Regions from separate parts of the Homo sapiens genome. Here region 2 is linked to region 1. A link is a contact called in ENCODE Hi-C or POLR2A ChIA-PET data. All regions are on one chromosome and are shown on one strand. The core of a region is the stretch at or near the end of the contact, and the rest is flanking DNA. Distances in the headings are between cores, read along the strand shown. Region 1 overlaps LOC105374894 (a long non-coding RNA gene). Region 2 holds the start of KU-MEL-3 (a long non-coding RNA gene).

Region 1 (7,519 bases), core at 1,794-4,293:
TATGCTCACCTTGTTCTACCTGTCTCATCACTAGGTGGGCAGCCTGGGCCGACATTCCTCCAACTAGGTGCACATTTACCTGGGGGACCTGAAGACTTTCCCCATAATACTCAGGCAAGGATAGTTACAGGGGAATCAATTTCCAGTAGTATTTTTCTAATATTAATCAGCTTGAAAATGAGCTATGTTCAGAATGTAGCTTTTCTCACTTTAGAAAAAAAGATGTATCCTTTATCCATCCCAAATCTTGCTTTGGTGCTTTGCTGCAGGAGGGAGTTTAAAGCAATGAGATAAACTTAAAGATAAATCAAGGCCCTTGAGCTCACAAGGCTTTCTGCCTTCTCCTGTCTTATACGTATTTCTGCAAGAGAGAAGGCATATTGGCCCATGAGGGCTCATAATTCAGAATGTCTAAGTCATATAGGGCTGCGATACTGATCCATTTAAATAAATGTAACTGGAATTTTTTGCAGGATGAGTGGATTTTTCAAAATACAATAAATCAGACAAACAAAAATTTCACCTGATATATTTCCGATATGTCATCCTTTAATCAATAAACTAATGAAAATATTTTTTTGAAATAATATAAAATATGTATTCCAATTATAATCAATTCTCATCTTATTTTACCATATAAAATATTTAACATTTTTTATCTCCTGTTAATAAGAAGTAAACTTATTTAACCCTATGATGATGAAGATGTTAGATGTCAATTTAAAAATGTCTGAAGGAGTATGTAGATTTTCAAAATTTTTTAACGAGGTTCACATTAAAAGGACATTTCAGTACAATGAGGTAGGGCGCTGGCCATCAAGGATCACAATTGCTTTTAATTTAAATCAACTTATGTTAAGTTTCTACTCTGTGCCAGGCGCAGTAGGCATCTTTAAAATAAGTGTCTGTCTGTGTCCAGTAAAATGTCTGGTCTCCTGGTGTTGGGTTTCCTGGTCTCAAAGGGTTCCACCATCAGCCTCCTATACTGAGAGATACATGCGTCAAACAACAGGACCAGAAGTTCCAACTTGCACAGAAAGTTATCCCAAAAAGGCAACACCCCCAGCCACACATTTTAGGCCTTATGTTCTCTGGTGTCCAAGAGCAACATGAGATGGGCTAAAGTGCCAAGCGGTGCCTTGAAGCCCCATGGCCGCCAGTGTGCATTCTGTGTTCCCCTGAGAGTAGACCAGTGATCCAGAGAGTCAGGGTACAACAGGACCCACGTCAAGTTCACAGATCATGGACTATGTGTGTTTACTGGGAGTGTGTGCTCAAGCATGTCATCCCAAAAGGGGTGAGAGTTCCACAAAGTGTGGATTTACACCATGAGCCAGGCATGAGGTCAACGTGGGCATCATCCACAAAGCTACCTCAAAGGAAGCCAGACTTGGAACAATGGACAGGATGTAGATAATCAGAGAGAGGCAGGAAAGTTGCCCAATCATAGTGAGTCAGACATTTATCGAACAGCTGGTCTGTGCTCAGCTCTGCTCAGGGCTCTTAGGAATTTAGGAAGGTGGATACAGATTTGATAAGGGAGGCCAGACTTGGGGAAAATTCAGGTCACACTGCAAGGTAGCATGTGTTAGGGCCTGCATCCGTGGTGCAGGGAGTGCCCTAGGAATGTGGAAGCGGGAGAACTCAGGGCAGATCAGATGGGCCAGAGATCAGGGGTCAAGGGCGACCTTGTACAGGATAAAGAACTGAGTGGGGGCTAGCAAAGGTAAGTGGGATGTGGATGGGAAGAGGGAAGGCCTTCTCAGGTAGAGAAAGCAACAGGAGCATAGTCTTAGGGGTAGAAACGACGAAACAGAATGGATGTGGAGTATTAAAAGGCAGGGCCAGCTGGTTGTTAAGAGGAGTCATTCCTTCAACCGGCAAAGACTCACAGAGCACCTCCTTACCAGACACTGCAGACACACAGGGAGGAAGATGGCTCAGCTCTGGCCCTCACAGGGAGCTCACAGAAGCGGACAAGAGGTTAAATGAGAATTGGGATTGTGAGGAGGGCTGGGAAGAGGAGGTGCAGAACATCACGAAGTTTCTAATGGGGTCCAACCTGGTCTGGGAAACAGGAAGAGTCGGGGGCCACAGAGGCAACCCTGGTGGGGTCAGGAGAGGGTTTGGAAAGTAGGATTATGGCAGACAGGGGAAGGTCTCAAAAGCCAAGGAGAGGCAACTGCTGTTTGTTCCCCGTGCATTTCACATGGTGGAGCATGAAGCCATCTCATGTAGGGAAACGACTTATTGCTGGTGAGGCCCTGGGAAGATCCGTGTCATGGCCATTTGCAGGCTGGATTTGGACAGAAAGGAAGTGGAAGCGAGGCAGCCAGTTAGGGAGATGCCGAGAGAACCTAAGAGGGGCATTACGCATCCTGCACAGCTGGGCCCGGGTCCCAGGAGGAGGACAAATGCATTCGTGCGGTTGATTTCCTGTGTCTTACCCCTCAGCTGCCAGAGGCTACCTAGGTGTCACTGCTGACATTCCTCCAAGGGAGAGCTTTAGGCTTCCGCAGGGAGAAAATGCCTGTATAAGTTTTAATCGAAAGCAAATATGAGACGATGCTATCATTTTCAAAGTATACTTGCATTTTCCACATATTCATTTCAAGCTAATACCAGCTTTTTCTGTTCTCCTTGCCCTCTTTTTAACACTTTTAATGTTCTTCTATGAGTTTATTACATTCAAACTACTTACAGCAAACCCTAAAACTACAACCAGAGCTGTTCAGATCCTGCCCCATTAGGGAAGGGAGGCCCAGCAGCACAGAGAGGAAATGAAGAGATGGGGTCAGCCCTTAGACTGCCTGGTGATCAGACAGCAACCTCAGGCTGTTTGCTCATATTTATTTCTGTCAGGCCTTTAGAAAACACATGTGTTTTTCGGTAGCTGTTTCCAGGGCTCTCGGTTACAGGGAACATCTGGGATGTGTGAATAAGTCACCTTCAGCAAAACAAAGTACAGCTCCAGTGAGGCCCTGTGTGCAAAAGGCCAGCGGCTGTCAGTTGCCTGCCAATTGGCTGCTCCGTGCAGAGATTCCAGCCCATTCACCAAGGTCTCGCTGAGAAGCCTGTGCCGGGCAGCAGACGCCTTGTGCTCCGAAGGATTTGTTCCTACATGACTTGGAAACAGTTTGTCCCCGTTAGCTCAGTCAGTCTGTGGCTGGTGCCAAGAAGGCCGAGGTTGCAGGTTTGATCCGGGAATGGGTCAATTAGCTTTGCACAGAGGAAAACTTTGTTCCTCTTCACTGACTGCGCCCCAGCCTAGCCGGCATCCGCCAAGTAGGAGCCAAGTGACAATAGCCGTGTTCTTCCCGGGAAAACCAACAGTGAGTTCATCCACTCTGCACCGTGGGTCGGAAATGTCCTCCTCGCCCACTAAGAACATTTTATTGTATTTGCAGACACATCATCTGTAATGCTTTCAGTTCCCCTCCTGGGAGCCACACTGTGAAAACGAAATGCAGTCTCCTTGATGCTTTAGGAAAGCAGCAAGATCCACTGGGTCGATCAAAGCCTTGCACACTGAAGGAGCCTAGATTTGCTTCCCAGTTTTATAGGAGATAACCAGTATTTGATGTGAAGATGTATTTGGGGCCAAGGGAGATTTGGTGTGAATCATTTTAATCAGAGGCTCAAGAAACCTGAACTGGATCTGACCCCACCTGCCTCCGCATGTGAACAGAAGCAAACAGAAAAGGCTGCTACAAATGAGGGTCTTGAACAGCAGATGTTAAAAGCAAGTGCTACTTAGCGATCTCAGAAATACTCGTGGCTACTGAAGTAGCATTTCTCGTCCTCTTACCACAAGATTTGACAAGCGGACTTGACGCTCTTCATTGTAGCCATTCTCTCTCTCTTTTTTTTAGAAGTTTAAAAATGTGTGTGCAATATGCAGTCATGATAGTTAACTTTCAAATGGTTCTCTGTCTACCTACAGGAAAGAGAAGATATTAAATTGTTTCAGAGCCAGATGGGCTGGCGTTGTCTTTGTTTGGCTCAGAGTAAGACACAGCCAGTGAGTTCTCCGCTGAGGCAACGTATGTGAGTGTCACGCAGGGCATATGTGCACACTTAAGCCATGATCACCCCTTAAAGATCTTCTTAGTTGCTACAGCTAAAGCTATGCCCCAAATGCTGTCAGGCTACAGTTTTAGTTGTGTATGGCATCAAGGATAATAAAGGTGTACTGTTTTAACTTGTGTTACTGGCACCTGTAATTCTTCCAATGATATTTCCTATTCTCCAAAATTGATACCCAGCCTTCACCTATCTCATGAAAATACATCTTTCTGGATTCAATCCTGAGGGGTCAGGAGAAGAGTAGGAAGAACAAAAGGGACAAATAAAACACAAAAGCAGGAAAGTTTTTTTTAAAAAATAGTCCATGGCAATCATTAGCATGCCATCTTCATTACTCAGAGAATTTCCAGATGATTGGATGCTCATTTTGGCAATTAAAACTTCTATATCAAAACATCAACAAAAATATCTATAGCCAATGTATCTAAATTAATTAATATTCTTAATGCATTTGAAAAAACATTTGGCTGAGATGATATTCAACAATGTTTGACTTACAAAAATTTTAATTACACGTGGTTCAATTAAATACTAAGACCATTACAAATAAATGGCTCCAAATTTTTAGTAGAAAATACAAACGACTTGAAACATCGAAAAATGTGTAACTTAGCCAGGCACAGTGGCTCATGCATGTAATCCCACAAACTTTTGGGGAGGCCAAAGTGAGATGATCACTTGAGCCCAGGAGTTTGAGACCAGCTTGAGCAACATGGCAAGACCCTGTCTCTACAACAACTTTTTGAAAAATTGGCTGGTGTGGTGGCACATGACTGTAGTTTCAGCTACCCGAGAGGCTGAGGTGGGAGGATCATTTGAGCCCAGGAGTTCAAGGCTGCAGTGAGCTATGATTGCACTACTGCACTCTAGCCTGGGCAACAGAGCAAGATCTTGTTTCTAAAAAGGAAAAAGAGGAAAAGGGGGGAAAGAAAAGGAAAAATGTGTAACTTTACTAATACTCAAATAAATGCAAAAAGAAACACAAAAAAACCAATCCATTTCCAGCTATCATAAATAGCAGGGAAGTTCACAGAGTAGACCGTCCTGTGCTGAGTGTGGGGAAATCTGCTGTCTCCTATAGTGCTGGAAGGGATGTAAATTGGCACAACCTTTTCGGAAAACAAATTAGCAGTAACAAAAATGGTGGGGTTTCTTTGAATGTTCAATTCCTGGCTCTAGTATTTCCAGTTCTGTGAATTTATCATAAGAAAATACAGGGGAAATAAAATGTTCTGTGCAAAGATGTGCCTTGCAGTATTCACGACAGTAAAAATGAGGAGGTAAACTCCATGTCCAGCAATAGAGAAATTAGGCAGTGATTAGAAGCATGGAAAGTGGAGTCAAGCCAACTTGTGTCTAAATCCCGCTTTGGCTGTTTAATAAGCATTGTTAAACACATTGCTAAAACCTTGAGCCTCAATTTTCTTATCAATTTATATGATGAGACTAATTCCTACCTCACTGGGCTTTTGCTAGAGTCACATGGGAAGAATGTATGTACATTGCTTGGAATAGTGTGTGGAAAGCAGAAAATAGCAGCTTCTCTTTATTATGATTTAGTCATCCTCAATATTATACAACTATTGAAAGAATGTTTAAGAATAATTTATAATAACATAGGAAATATCCATTATATAATGTGGAAAATCTAAGTATGTAGATACAGAGAGGCTGTGGTACAGACTGTAAAATATGCCTTAAAAAAGAAGACAAAAAGGAGTAATATATGAGTCAAAATTTTACAGGGGTTGTCTGGGTCTTGGAATTAGGGATGATTTTCCTATGAGCTCTTAACTTTGGTGCTTTTTCCAACTGTGCTATAATGAACATTATTTCTTTTGTCATTGAAAAGGGATAAACTGTATTTTCTAAAACAAAACACCAGCCTCTGGTGTTTGGCCTCCAGAGACAGCAGTAATAGTTTTGATCCATGGCTCCCAGGAAGGGATGGAGGGCAGCTGGCATGCAGGAGACAGAGCATCAACGAGGAGCTACAGCAGTTGGCTTCTGGGTCCTGGAGCTCCACGGAAAACTCTGCAACCCTGGTCATCATTGGCCATGCTGCAATGAAGACAGCATTAGTTGAGATCAAGCCTTCACTGCAGAAACCACAAGGCTCTGTCTCATTACTCCCTCTTAGGATGATGCACCATACCTGGTTCTCTGCCGTTCTGTGACACACCTTTGGTCTCCTCTCCTGCTAGCAGTTGGCTGGAACCGTTTGGCTGAAATACTCTGTTAGTTCTTACCTTTTGTTATGAGTTCAGTTGTGTCCCCACCAAACCAAATTCATATGTTGAACTCCTAACCCCAAGTGACCGTATTGGGAAATACAGTCATCGCAGATGTAATTAGTTAAGTTAAAACGAGGTCCTTAGGGTGGACCCTAATCCAATATGACTGATGTCTTTATAAAAGAGGAAATTTAGGCACAGAGACATGCAGAATGTGGACACATCCTCTACACAGGGAGAACACCACGTCAAAGTGAAGGTTGATGTTACACTGCCACAGGAGTTCCCAGGAGCTGGAAGACAGGCCTACAACAGATCCTTCTGTGCCTTCAGAGGAAGCATGGCTCTGCCAACACCTTGATTTCAGACTTCCAGCCTCCAGACTGTGAGATAATAAATTTCTGTTGTTTAAGTTCACTCAGTCTGTGGTACTTTGTTATGGCGGCTCTAGCAAACAAATATACGCTCATTTTCTCACTCAATGTCATGTCTTCCTCTTTCCCTCTTTTCCAAAGAAAAAAAATGAAAGCCTTCCAGATGTGTTCTGCTATGGTCCACAGGCTGGAGGGTGCATGGAACCCACCCAGAGGTGCTCTGCAATCAGCAATTCAGTGAGCCATTCACAGTCCAACCAGTTGCCTTCTGATGAGAATGCATCACACCGCATGTGGGGAGGGCCATGTGGGAATTCTCACACCTGTTGCCTAGATGCCTGTGTCTGGTTAGAACCACTGCATGCTTTCTTTCAGTGAGTATTTACGCTAGGCACCAAAAAACAATGGCAAGAACAAACATTAGTGTGATGTCAGTAAGAATGAAACCTAAGTTACTATACAGATTAAATTATAAGTTTCTCTGGATGTAAAAAAGTTCCCAAATGTAGTGTAACAGGTTAGAAATTCACTTCTCAATCACGCAAAAGTCCAAGCAAGCATGGGGACCTTGCTTGTGATGTGTGTCTTTCTTATGAATTGAATTTTGTATCTCCCCGCAAACCTGCAAAATTCATATGTTGAACCCCTGATGTGATGACATTTGGAGATGGGGTCTTTGAGAGGTTAAAGGTTAAGATTGAATGAGGTCATAAGGGTGGGGCCTTTATGCAATAGGGTATGTGTCCTTATAAGAAGAAGAGACACCAGAGATCTCTGTCTGCCTTGTGAGGGCACAGCAAAAACTCAACCCTCTGCAAACCAGCA
Region 2 (7,519 bases), core at 3,345-5,844, 150 kb after region 1:
AAAATTTATTATTAGATACTCAATTCTTCACTCAGAGTCACATGAATTTATTTCTGAATAAGCCCATCCTATAGAATTATAAACCCACACTACCTAAAAGCTGGGTTCTACCTTCCCCACAATTGAACTGAATTCCTACTCCTGCAATTGGCTTTTTAAAATTATGCATGGAGCCCGCTAGGGGAGGAATCTGAGGCCAATACATGCTCCAGCGAAGTGACAGCTCCTCAACGGCTCCCTCCAGGAGACAAGCAACCTGCCCTCAGTGCTCAGCCTGCCTGCTGGAACCCGAGACCTCTGCACTGCAGGTGCAGCACGCGTTGCTGATGCCACGCAAGTGTAGAAGGGGGTCTGTAGGAAGACCACCAGCTCTAGGGACTGCAGGGGTGGGGCCTGAGTGGGTTAGGTCACCTGGGACTGGGATGCTTGTGATTGGTCAAGGGAGTGCTGATCCTTGGAGAACTTACAAAAAAGGGAGGCAAACGAAATAGGGCAGGGGATGGGTCACTCCGAGACACTTGCTTCTCACCCCAATATCCTTACGTAAACTTTAACTTTGCTTATACATTTGCCTGATTTCCGTTTTTAAGCCACTCAGTGCCTCTTTGGAGCCAACTCACACAGGCTCTAAAGAGAAGAGTATCAAACACCCAGAAATTTTGCAAGCCAGTTGTTAAGCTATTGGCAATTTGAAATTGGCCACAGTGGGAGTATTTTTTACACCACAGATATTGGCAAATGTTACAAATCAGGGTTGCTGAAGGATTTTGGTCCATAGAGCTGACTTTCCACTGCACCAAGTCATTCTCCATTGACTTTGCTTTCCTCCAGCATGGTCTGACACGTTCCTGCCGGGATTGTGGGCAGCTGCCCCTTGCTGTCTTTCTAACATTAGCCCATGCATCTGTAATCTTTCTGTGGGAACCACTGTTCTTCTGCCCTGCCCTTTTGTAAACTCTCCCCACTTGGAACGCAAAGTGAAAATGAAGCCCTCGCTGCCAGAAACAGGGACACAGAGAAACACCTTGGAAACACTGCTCCTCCCAGTCGGCAGCACCAAAGGCTTCACAGCTCCATGTAATTTCACGCTCAACATCAAGTGATTCACAATAGCACCTTGTAACCAGAAAAGGCACAAAGCGCCATCCTCATTGCTCTGCTGTCTGCAGGAAGCAGGAGGCTCTATCTTCCAGCATTGGTGGCCGCGGCCCTTGTGCCAGGCTGCCTGCACTTGGAGCTCATCCATCCCTGGTAGGAGCACCCGGACTCCACTCCAGATGGTGGGAAGCCTGGCCAGTGGAGCGAGTTACCAGCTTCCGCCGAGTGGTGAGAACGAATGACTCTAATGTGTGTTTCCTTGGCGGCTTGACTTGCTGCTCCTTCATTCTTGACATTCGGCCAAGATCCCTCCTGATTTTCTAATGATCCCCCTGTAACAGCCTTGGAAATCTCCCACTCACCAGAACTCATGCAAACGTATGCCAGATGAACAGAAAAAGAATATGATCTAATTGTTTTTTCAGGCAAAATGTGCAGTAACCAAGAGCAGGTTAGACCTGTTGAAAATTCTTATAGGCTGGTCATTTGTGAGTCATACTTACATGACCCTGAATTGCCTTGCTTGGGGTTAATTGCATGGTTTGGCCAGCTGCCTCTATAATTGGCTCGATTTGGTTACAGAAGCCACTAAAACAATGATCTGAGGTCACTGGCTGTTTCAGACCAAGGGGCAGCAAAATTGAAAGCAAAGCGACCAGCCAAATTAACCAATAAAAAGACCAATTTGACGCTACACGGGAAATATAACCTTATATAAATCTGGGGAGAGCAATTAGTTTGAAACATTTGCAATTGTTGATATTTGACTGTTTTAATCTTTTAAAAACGGCAATTTTAAACAGCTCAGCCAAATAGTCCCCTTGGTTCTCAAGCAATCACTACTCTAACATTTCAGAATTGTCTGGGCTGGGGCTGGGGAGAAGTCAGCAGGAGAAAGAAACACATCTCTCACCATGCTTCCTGTGGTTCTGACACCTTCTTCTCAAGTACAGTTTAGTGGAAAGAGCCCTGGTTTAAGACTCAGGAGACCTAATTTTAGCCCCAATTGACTTCCTATAGGGCCTTCGACAAGCCATTTCTCCTTTAAGTCTCGTTCTGTTCAACTGAAACAATATCATAAACATTCTCGTGATGCCGAAATGAACTGACGGATGGGAACATGCTTTTTTAAAGTGAAAATTATTACACAGATAATTCATAAAGGCTACACACATTATAGTTATCAACTCCTATTGATATGTGAGTGTGTATACTCCCGCAGGAGAGAATAAACTTTGAATGCAACCATAACTTATTACCCCTTTGTTCCAGTGTCACTTCTGATAGCAAACAATGCCAAAACAGTAACAAATTGCCATTGTATTTTCCATTAGTCATCAGAGTATAAAAGATTTGATAAATAGCGAGAAAACACATTGGCTCTTTCGGGTGGGAAATCCGTGTTATTGACAGTAGCAAATTACATGTCTTTGAAAAAGATGGTGTCACGGTTCTTAGAGATTATTTGCATTGCTACTGAGACATAAGAAAACCTCAAGGAGCTTTTAAAGGCCGTGTCTGTGAGATGAATGGTCTGGTGTCCTCACCCAGCCCCCCTTGTTCCAGCATTCGTGTGACACTGCCGGGCAGCTGCCTTGGCATGAGCCTTCTCTGTCCAAGAACAGACTGCCAGGCCTGAACACGGAGAGGAGGAACAGCCTCTGGGGTATTCCCTGACTTTGGGGAGGCACGATGACCAGGCTGGGGCCTGTGCTTTGGGGGAAAGCACACAAGGAGATCGAGGGTGTTTTTTCTGTGTCCTCTGCTCCTGTCCTTGCCATTGCCTCTGCGCAGCTGCCTCCTGTTCTTTCACTCCGGTGACAGCCCGGGCAGATGCCTCCCTCCAGAGCCGCTGCCAGCCCTACTCCATGGACAGCTGTCGCCACGGCCCCAGGAGAGCAGCGTGACCACCGGCACCAGCCATGAGGAGGGCACATCTGCAGAGAATCCCCTACCCCTGGCTGCGGGCCTGAGGGCTCAGCGCCCTACTGTACAGGACGTTCCCAGCTGGCGCCACTTAACACGAGCCTCTTCTTCACTTGGTTTTTCACCTCTGAGATGTTCCGCTCTGCTGCAAGCAATAGGGTGTTTCACAGATCCATACTTGTCTTTACAATTTCCAGGCTTAGGAAATATTTTTAAATTTTATTGATGACCTTTCCAAAGTTTAAATGAGTTAGCCCTTGGATGTTAAGAGGAAATAGTATTTTAAAGACAAAGTAAAAGAATGCCAAATCTATGAGGACATTATGCTAAGTGAAATAAGCCAGTCACAAAATGACAAGTATTGCTGATTCCACCTATATAAGGTCCTAGATTAGTCAAACTCGTAGAGACTGAGAGTAGAAAGGGGATGCCAGGGACTGCAGAGTGGGGCTAGGGAAGTGGGGAGTTAGGATTTAACGTGTACAGAGTTCCAGTTCGGGAGGATGGAAAGACTTCCGGAGGTTAGGCACAGGGGCTCATGCCTATAATCTCCACACTTTCAGAGACCAAGGAAGGAGAACTGCTTGAGGCCAGGAGTTTGAAACCAGACTGGGCAACATAGTGAGATCCCATCTCTACAAAAAATTTAAAAAATTAAACAGTGTGGGGACGTGAGCCTGTAGCCCCAGCTACTCAGGAGGCTGAGGTGAGAGGATTGTTTGAACCCAGGAGGTTGAGGCCACAGTGAGCTGTAATCACACCACTCCACTCCAGTCTGGGTAACAGAGCGACACCCTATCTCAAATAAATAAATAAATCTTTTTAAAAATAAAAGAATTGGATATGATGTTAAATTTTATGTTATGTGTATATTGCCACAATTTAAAATTTTTTAAAGAATACCAAATCAAGAAGTGCTAAAGTTCATGGAATTACCTATATCAGAGGTGGTGGGAGTCAGGAGTATGGAAAAGAACCCTTCAAATGAAAAGGTTCATGATTATCGAAAACAGCTTGTCCTGTTTTTACCAACTGGAAACTTTCTCTAGGAAAGCAGCTATTCCTAATGGCATTTCTAAAATTATGCAAACACAAAACCAAAAAGAAGGCAGGCACCCAGTAAAGTTATCTAAGACTTTGGTGGGAAAATAAATAAATAAACCTGCCGCCTCACGGTTGTTTCTCCTCACCTACAAGGCTTTGATTTCTGAGATGGGGCCTGAAGCAGGAATTCCTCACACAATGGATGCTCAATTTGTCACAGGATGTGCCTCTCCACTCTCATACCAGATAAAAGGTTAGCCTGGTTTTTCATCTAGCTGTGTCTCCCTCAGAATCAAAACTATCGTCCTCCTCAGTGCTGGATCGAGTCCTTTCATCTTTAATTTGACCAAAATGGAAACCAGGATCATGAGAATTCCTCGGGGCTGGTGTTGAAAGGAATTTCCCCTGCTCTTGCCAGAGTCTCGAGGGGTGGCCTCCTTCCACGGGTGAGTAACCACAAGTCCATGTGACCGAACAAACAGCATATTCTTTTGTTCAAAAGAGAAAAACAACATTGAAGGAAATCAGCTGAAGAAAATTGAGATGAAAGCCAGTCCACGCCTCAGCATCCTGAGGAAATGTTCTTCCTTGATGCTCTGAGCTCTCTAAGAAGTTACCACAAAACCAAACCCATCAGAAGTTTGCAGGACGTCCTTGTTTAGAGCTGGGAAATAAACCACGAAACAGCGCAAAGGAGAGTCCAGGCCTGCCAATGCTTCCGCGAACTCCTCGCCCCGACCTCATCCTTCTCCAGCTCCTACCTGCAGGCCTCAGGTGAGCTCCGGAGTCTAGTCATTCCTGTTGGGAGGCAAGTGTGTGACTGGTGTGCAAGTCAGGTCAGGAGGCTGCCTTGGTGTCCAGCAAGTCTTGTTTGCGGAGGCAGGGACTGCTGGGTTGGGGCACTTCCCGACCCTGTTTCTGCTCTTCTCCCCTCTGCAGGCCTCCTGACCTCCAGGCTCCTTACCCTCCCGCTGGCCTCTGCTCTACACTCATCTTTGTGCCCTGCTTCCAATCATGCCAGGCCTCGGGGTCCCTGTCTCTAACTTCACCATGAGACTCAGGTGCTTCTCTACACTCCACCCTCTCCAACACTGTTTGGAATCTCAGGCTTGGTCCCAATCCTATGGGCTAACTTTGAAAAGACCGCTGTTCATAAGGAGAGAGAAAGGAGGAAGAGATGAGAAAGGAAGACAGAGAAAGAAACTCTATGATCACGGTTTTTCCAAAATTCATGGTTAAATTAGAACTTACTATGTGCAAATATAGAAGCACGGGTCCACAGAGTTCCAGAGAATGAATGCTGACGACTAAGCACCAGCCTCCACTCCCTGCCCCATAGTGAGTATCCCTCCTCTGTGTGCTCATGCTGTGAATCCCCCCCATTCTACCACTTCTCCCCTCATCACTGGCTTGCTGTAGGATCAGAAGTTCCTTAAGAACAAGAACCTTCTCCCAGTGTATCCCCAGCACCTAATACAGAAGGTAATAAGGAGGAGGCATCTGCTAAACGCTTGTTGAAGGAGTGAAATTGAGAGACCAGGAAGGGCCTGCAGGCATTGTGGTGAGCCTGCCTGTTGTCCACGTGGCTGCAGCAAGCAAACATGGGTTTTCCTTGGAAGGACTGTGGGCCATCAACCCATTAATTGCCGAGTTGCTTCTATCAGGGCAAGGCTGTGGAATCCTGTTATCCTAGACAATGAGGTACAGGGTGCAAGCAGATCTGTGTGCTGCTGTCTTCCGGTAAACGGACCAAGTTCTCACTTCCCATCCTCCTCCCCAGTCTCACCCACCCGTGCTCCCAAGAGAGCAATTCATCATGTCAGTGTCTGGTGTTTTCTTGAAGGCCTGTGCTAAATAAAGTGGATTGTTTATAAAGTGGGATTATTCTCCAAGCACAGAAGCAGATTCCTGGGCAAGTTGTTGCGCTGAGTGTAATTAATGAAATGCTTTTTGGACCAAATTGTCCAATGGAATGAGATCACCCACTGCCAGACTGGGTCATTCAGACCCAAAATAGATGGTCTGTATTCAATCCTAGATTTAAAACACACACACACACACACACACACACACACACACGTTGCTTAACGTCCTTCGCATCAGGAAACTACCAGAATACAGCAGACTGCGATTGTTAGAAGTGTAGAGTCAAGGTACCATTTCTAATTTTCTCTTTTTTTCTATAGTCAACACTTATTCAGTGAGCCGAGATCATGCCACTGCACTCAAGCCTGGGGGACAGAGCGAGACTCCGTCTCAAAAAAAAAAAAAAAAAAAAAAAACAAAAAAACAAGAAAATTTTCTATGCATCCAGGTTAACATCTTTGAAGCAGCATTTTCTGTCATCCACTGGAGCACTCATTTAGACAGGACTGCATAACTGCAAAGCACCCTGGGGCCTGGAGCAATGGTGAGCATGAGGCATTGTAACTTAGATGTTGCTTCAGTGAGAAAATGCTTCTCCTTCCTTCCAGAAGGAACCAACAGAAAATGAGAGGAGAAAGAAAAGGGCTGAGAAAAGTAGCTTTGACCACTTAGCAACAGTATTTCAGAATCATTACTCTAGAGAAAACAAGGAGAACTCAAAACTTTCATAGATTATGTCCCACGCAAAGAGTTTGCAGTGACCTTCAGAAACATTTTCAGTGACTTGGAGACCTTCCTGCAATGCTGTGCATAAATCTGTCAGCATTGCAATCCATGCAGCCTTATCATCTGAATTCAAATCCTCCCTGGACATTCTGCAGACTCACCACTTAAATTAGACAACCAGCTAGAAAACACTGTTGCAACACGAAATCCATTCCAAAACTCCACAAAGTGTTGCTCATGGGGGAGATCCATCTGTGAGTCAAAAAGAGATGAGCTCAAAGGATTTGGGGGTTGCCTCTGTCTTCCCAGAATGTAGCCGTTGCCTGGCAGACAGCATTACAACAAGGGCTGTGCCTGCACTTGGGCCAAAGAGCTGTCGCTCCTGCTTTGAAATCTTGGCATGACCTGGAGGTTTCCCTCACTTTCTCCCTCCATAACCCAAACCATGGCCAAAACCCACTTTCTCGTTTTTCACATGGCTGCTCCTACAATGTTGCTGCTGGGAACCCAGTGGAGTACCTGCCCATTGTTCTCCCAGCCCTGGCCTGTCTATGTGGCCTCCTCCCACAAAGAGGTGGCTTTTTATCTTCAGTCCAGAGCAAAAGGCTCAGACAGTTACCACGGAAAGAAATGTCACCATAATGAGCAGGCCCTCCTTTTATCACAGGGTGCTGGGTACTCGACCTGACCTCAGCTGGGCTAGAGAGCCCATGAAGCTCAGGCGGGAGCACTAAACCACCACCCACCTGCATGACCCACCTGCAACTCCTCAGCTGTATCCCTCTTCTGCCCAAGCATCCCATCCTGCTCCTTCCCAGCCAGCATCCTTAGTGACCATGAAGCACAGCCTGGCAAGCTC

Evidence for each region. Hi-C counts contacts between places; a loop is a spot of excess contacts on that map. ChIA-PET counts read pairs that join two places held with the same protein, here RNA polymerase II (POLR2A). Pooled maps may share reads with other maps.
Region 2: a map of heart left ventricle shows a loop between it and region 1 (2.6-fold over the local background). The contact joins the promoter of KU-MEL-3 here to the enhancer-like site in region 1. A Hi-C loop is called at or near these places in 4 of 168 maps with a recorded cell type or tissue (Right ventricle myocardium inferior, heart left ventricle, heart right ventricle and 1 more) and 1 of 50 pooled maps. POLR2A ChIA-PET finds 5 or more read pairs at or near these places in 1 of 52 experiments (WTC11).

The regions. Positions count from the first base shown.
Region 1 is chr6:4,457,833-4,465,351 of GRCh38, forward strand. The region is part of intron 2 of LOC105374894 (a long non-coding RNA gene); the gene reads right to left. LOC107986561 (a long non-coding RNA gene) reads left to right here. Exons shown (of 3, transcript XR_001743939.2): 3 at 6,836-6,947. It overlaps LOC124901247 (a long non-coding RNA gene), which reads left to right and starts at 6,981. Exons shown (of 3, transcript XR_007059419.1): 1 at 6,981-7,068. Within about 2 kb of position 3,044, at least 13 of the 41 ENCODE cell types and tissues checked have a DNase peak (open chromatin) inside an H3K27ac peak, as active enhancers do; they include heart left ventricle and heart right ventricle, where a contact is called at or near this core.
Region 2 is chr6:4,605,971-4,613,489 of GRCh38, forward strand. It overlaps KU-MEL-3 (a long non-coding RNA gene), which reads left to right and starts at 4,595. Exons shown (of 2, transcript NR_122107.1): 1 at 4,595-4,842; 2 at 5,008-5,949.